2 separate regions of the Mus musculus genome follow, and region 1 is linked to region 2. Evidence: chromatin loops called from intact Hi-C (ENCODE). Cell type or tissue: heart. All regions are shown on one strand. Each heading gives the region's core, and the rest is flanking DNA. Links, peaks and the distances in the headings are about the cores only. Region 1 overlaps Myo5a (myosin VA). Region 2 overlaps Myo5a (myosin VA).

What was found. Peaks named below come from ENCODE experiments on the same cell type or tissue, not always from the same donor. Only the 100,000 strongest peaks of a DNase experiment are listed, where the experiment ranks them.
Region 1: a loop joins it to region 2, with 2.2 times the contacts of the local background. A loop is called at or near these places in 3 of 42 quality-filtered maps.

The regions. Positions count from the first base shown.
Region 1 is chr9:75,087,713-75,090,632 of GRCm38, reverse strand. All of the region lies in intron 1 of Myo5a (myosin VA), which reads right to left. Among named protein-coding and RNA genes, the nearest start is that of Myo5a, 18 kb to the right of the region's middle. In heart, for the core only: no CTCF peak of the experiment used is centred there; a DNase peak (open chromatin) is centred at 1,142; H3K27ac peaks cover 123 bases.
Region 2 is chr9:75,159,557-75,162,476 of GRCm38, reverse strand. It overlaps Myo5a (myosin VA), which reads right to left. Exons shown (of 41, transcript NM_010864.2): 15 at 1,898-2,059; 16 at 948-1,045. Among named protein-coding and RNA genes, the nearest start is that of Myo5c, 71 kb to the left of the region's middle. In heart, for the core only: no CTCF peak of the experiment used is centred there; a DNase peak (open chromatin) is centred at 1,796.

The sequences.
Region 1 (2,920 bases), core at 161-2,660, 72 kb after region 2:
TTCAAGGTGATCATTATATGAGCTACTAAAAACTAAAGAATGTAGAAGTATAAGTTATGTGCCTAAATTAAGAAAGAAACAAACAAATTTGGGAGACAGAACACAAATTTCAGCTATTCCCCTCAATGTTTTAAAATAAATTAGCAATAGCAGTTATTATTACCATAACAAGTAACTTTTTTTGAGATGGCATTTCACTGCTGCCCAGATTCACCTGAAACTTCTAGGTTCCAGTTCCCTCCCACATTAACCTGCCATGGATCTAGACTACTGGAACAATCCACTATGCTCTAAAGACTTCCTGATTTCAGCACTGTCTTTTGTTGTTGCTATTTGAGACAATCTCTCTTTGTGACCCTACCTGTGCTAGAACTCACTATGTAGACAAGGCTGGTCTCAAACTCACAAACATCCACCTGCCTCTGCAGTGCTGGGATTAAAGGAGTGTGCCACCAGGCTCAGCCAGTACTGACCTTTAAAGTGAAATCTCTGTTCTTCTAGGTCATTGTTAAAAACAGAAGGAAACCACTCTGTACTGAATGTTCAGCCCAGAAATCATATACACACAAACAACACTAGATAGACTCAGCAACTTTGTGTGTGTGCGTGCGTGCGTGCGTGTGTGTGTGTGTGTGTGTGTGTGTGTGTGTGTAAAACAATAATAGTCAAAAGAGTCCATCAATGTGAGAGGCAGTGAGAGGGGCACATGGGAGATGTTGAAAGAAGAAAAAGGAAGAGGGAAGTGATATAATTATACTTTAATTAATTTTTAAAAGCAGAAAAAATAAAATTGAAACTCTTTATTCTTAAAAAAAGAGGCAGTGCTGAATAATTGCTGAACTACTTTTCATAGATATTTAGTACCTAGGTAACTACAAGTGATATTCATTTCTAATCAACCCTCAACGGATACAGAAGCTTTTAAAAGTTTAAATCATTTCTTCTATATTAATGGTCTGCAAATGACAGAAAATGGCATCTTTAAAAAGAAACCAATTGTGAGAAACAGATCTCAGGTGATAAACCTGATGTCAGATTGAATTTGAACAACATAAAGTAGAAAGTGCTACTGGAACTTTAAGGGGACAATCGGACTCCAAGAGAGCTGGGGTTTTCTGTCACATGAGCCTGTTTGTCAGTTGATGTCTGCATGAGGACTATGAGGAACCCATGTGACACTGGCCTCCAGGATAACAACGTCTCTGCTTAAAAATCTTACCTAGTAGTACTGACCAGTGTTACGGAGATAAAAAGAAAAACCCAATTCATCATAACCTTTGCAATTCCCTTCTTCATATGCACTAAGTCATTTATTATATGGATATTAGCTGTACATGTTTCTTCTGTATAATTTTATATATCACAGCCAGGAAGAGGAAGCGTTTTAAATAGGAATGTCAGACACACACCCAGATACTCTCTCCTTTACTTACTCTCTTTTGGCAGAAAAAAATAATTTCAAGAGCCTGGCATCAGACAACTACATAAAATTACCATTAGTTGTCACCATAAACAAGTAATGATGAAGACATACTTCAATCCGAATTTCCTGGAAGTAAGCATGGTGGCCAACACCTTTAATTCAAGCACCCAATAGGCCGAGACAAGTGACTTTGAGTTCAAGTCTAGCCTGAGTCACATGGCAACAATCTCTTGAAAGAAAATAAAAAATTCTCACGGTAAACTGTTTCTTTTACTTTTATGAGCTGCTTAAGTCACATTTGTCTTCTATGTTTTTTCTACTTATTTCCAAATCAAATTTGAATTAGACTACAGTTACTGAGAGCCCCTTAGGAGCCAAGCCCTGTAAGAAACTGGTAAGTAAGAGGGGGTTGGGTAGGGTAGGGACAGGGTGGAGGAAAAAGCATCTTCTGTCCCCTACTTTCCAGGTCACTTTCAAAGGAGCAAAACCATCTTGACAAATAACTCACACTGACTGTCACTACTCTCACTTTCTCACTGGTGGAAAAAACATGTTTTAAGAGTCCAAGAGGGGCTGGTGAGATGGCTCAGTGGGTAAGAGCACCCAACTGTTCTTCCGAAGGTCCTGAGTTCAAATCCCAGCAACCACATGGTGGCTCACAACCATCTGTAACAAGATCTGACGCCCTCTTCTGGAGTGTCTGAAGACAGCTACAGTGTACTTACATATAATAAATAAATAAATCTTTAAAAAAAAAAAAGAATCCAAGAGATTTGGTCTGAATGACATGGTAAAATCAGTTTTGAACACAGGAGTGTCTGGCCCTCTGATTCCGGAGGCACCTGCACACATGAGTTGGATGTAAATTCAGCCAGGCACAGACATACATACAAAAATGAAAAAGTTCTTCTCAATTTTCTTACCTCAGCTCTCTTGTCTGTCTGCACTTTAAATTTTACTCACCAAATAACAAATTTCAAAACAATTGAACTCTGACTGGCAATCTAAATTTTAGTAGGACTGTATAAGTGGAGGGCACAGCTTCCCTATAAGCCTTCCACAGAGGTGAGGAGACAAAGTGAGCCACAGAGTTCTAATGCTTGCAAGCATTCAATGGCTGCCCAGCTGCTCCTCCTCTGACATTTTAGTATCTTGTTTGCTTCTTCCCCTGCTGACAGTCAAAACCTGCAGCTGCTGTAAACTTGGGTGTCCTAGGGCCAGCCCTGGCTGGAAGCCTGGAGCACCTCTCTCTCACGCTTTAATTGAGGTCTTCTGCCCACTCACTCTTACTCATACCCACTTTTCCCATATTATTGAAACTTCAGTTCTTGCCTCCGTCATGTTCAGGTTTCTAGGCCTGAGGAAATTAACTCTTTAAAAAGCCATGTACAGTGTTCGGAAGGCTCTGGATATAGCCGGAGTAGCTGGAAGTTACGAATCAATGCTGGATTATTTATAGTAATGTTTGCGATGTTCAGAGTGTGACTAGAGTTCATC
Region 2 (2,920 bases), core at 246-2,745:
CTCTAGAATCATGTTATCTTAAGGATGTACAGAAATATTTGGCAAATATTTGTTAAAAATTGTTATTATGGGACATAGGAATGGTTTGAGAAAGGGCAGCTGGGAGGGACTGGAAGGAGGAAAGGGATGTAACTGTAATTTAATTGAAGCATATTTTAACTGCTGTAACAACCTAAATAATTTATCCATAGTGAATGATTTAAATAGATTGTGGACTATATATACCATAAGATACTCTGCAGCCATTCAATAAATAATGTAGGTCTTTAAATACTAATCTAGGATCTGTCCACAGTCAATGATGTTAAGAGCAGAAATGAAGTAGCAATTATAGCTTGTGACATTACCTTGTTACTGTCTGTCTGTCTGTCTCTCTCTTTCACTTTCACACACACACACACACACACACACACACACACACACACACACACACACACACACAGAGTAAATGCTAATAGTCTGGTACCTATGCCAATTCACACTGCTTAAATCCTAGCATTAGCTCCTGAAGACCATCCCAACAGCATATATGGAGTACTCTTAAACTTAGAGAAATATTTATATTTTGAAATCATCTCCAGGGATCCATTTTCACCTCTGACTTAGTATCTGAAGTAGAATGAGATTTTGGTAAACATTCTCTGGCTTCAACAGATAAAAAGAATCAGGTAAGCCTTGGCCAGAGAAGCCTTTAGTCCAAGAAGCTCTGCTTTTAACTGATGTCCAAATTAACAAAAGGCCAGAAAGATCTCCAACAGAGATGGAGTCAAAACAGAAAACCAGAACCAAAGACATGCCATTGGCCTCAAATTTTCAAATCCTTAGAAAGCCAACTGCTAATTTGTTTTCTTGTTGTCAAAAAACTAGAAATTTTTGGAAATAGATTCCCTCTACAAGACATGAAGATCTTCCCCAAAAGTCTTTCTCCTTATTTCACTTTGACTTACGTGAATGGAAACTTGAAATCATTAGGCTTAATACAGCGTACATAGTGAGGAGTAGTGGCATTAAGGGTTTCCATAAGCAGGTGAAGGGAGTTTCGAAACTGCATGAAAAGGGTTAAAAAAATTAGTTTTGTTAGAGATCAAAGACAATTTAAAATTCTCCTTTAACATATTGAAGATGACATAAATTTAAAGTTATCTTCACAGGGGAGTGGTTCATAAACAAGAATTCTAGGGGTGTCATTTACATTTGCCTAAACCCACACGTTTATCCTGCTGAGTATGTATGTACTCCTTTCTCTGTTGCTTCTTGTTGCAAGTTCCATTATATGTGACTTACAATTTTGTTGCTAGGGCCATTTAATTATTAAGGTATGAACCCTTACTACACAATACTAAAAAAAGCTGTAGATTTCTTAGTATTATATAAACAATGAGCAGAGAACAGGCTGAAGGGACCACCATTATGGACATGGGTCAAGACAGGAGGCTGTGGATCCACATCAGGCCCTGTTCCTATCTGGCACAAGGCCTCAAGGAATAATGCACTTTGCTGACTAGTGTACGGCTCCCTTCCAAAGCCACACCCATGTTCAGGCACCAAGCTTGTGTGGAATGTTTCCCATTCCCCACAGGGAAAAATACATCTAAGGAAGGAGAGGGTATTTTCTTGTACTGAGGAAGCTGACAGATGCTCTGTATAAATATAGAAATGAAACAAGAACAAAACAAAGACGCGATATGTATTAGAGGAACTGAGACACGGTGAAATTTATTTTGGGACGGGTTGGTGTATGGTTGAGTCTGGGGTGGGTAAAGTCTAAGTGTTTGTACAGCAGAAACTCTGGCCTGTCTTCACGTGAAGATCCTGTCCTCTAGGCTGAAGAGGGAAGGCCTGAGGCTTTGTGGAAGCTGAGGAGAAGAAGTCTGGCAGTGGCAGCCCCTGAGCTCACCTGATGTCCCACTGTCTTCTTGTGCTCTTTGGCAGTCTGGCCAGGTCGGCCCTTGGTGGGCTTTACAGGAACTCGAGTGAGAGGAGTGCGCCCTGAGGAGGTGGCAGAGGTGGGACTGATGGCCTTCTCATCATCTTGAAATAGCTCTGGTAGCATCTTAAACTGAGTCACAAACAGTACAAGAAAGTTATACTCTAGACCCAGGAGTTGAGGCAACATAGCTATACTCCCTTCGTTGAGGAGATAGAGATAGGAGGATCATGAATTCCAAGCCAGACTTAGCAATAGAGTGACTTCAAGACTTCCAATGGAGACGCTCACCCCAAAACCAAACCAAAACAACAAAAAACGTTATACTCTAAACACCAACTGGAAGGTAAGCCTTTGTAGAAGACACATTATAGATGCTTCTAGTAAGCAATTATTCCTGTATGGTGAAAAAATATTTGGGGTGGAACAAACTTAAAACGAGTATATATACTGACTTGAAAATCTATCTAATCCAAAAGAATGTGAATAAAGCATATAACTGATTTTGAACCATAATTATTTTATGAGAAAATATTAATTGAAAGACTGAGTTTATCACCTCAGTTCTACAATTGGTTTTATGCAGCAGAAGCAAAGGACCAGTCCAGGTCTCCAGGTATCTGCAGTAGTAAGCAACTCAGAAACACCCGAGAGTCTCAGCAGGAAGGCGTTATGAATAAGCTTTCAATGTTAGAAGGTAAAAGTTAATGATGAATTAATAATTCTAAGAAAATAATTTAGATTGTATAGAATAGGAGAAAACTCTGTGATTATATTATATGTATTTATATTTGATTTTGAAATTTAGAACATTAGTGCAATTACCATAATCATGTTTTTTAAGATGTGGTCTTCTTATGTTACCATAGGAACATAGATCTGTAGATCAGGATGATCTCAAACTCAGAGATCTGCCTGCCTCTCTCTCACAAGCAGTGAGATTAAAGGCATTAATCTTCACTAAGTGAATGGATACTAGTCAATATAGTGGGA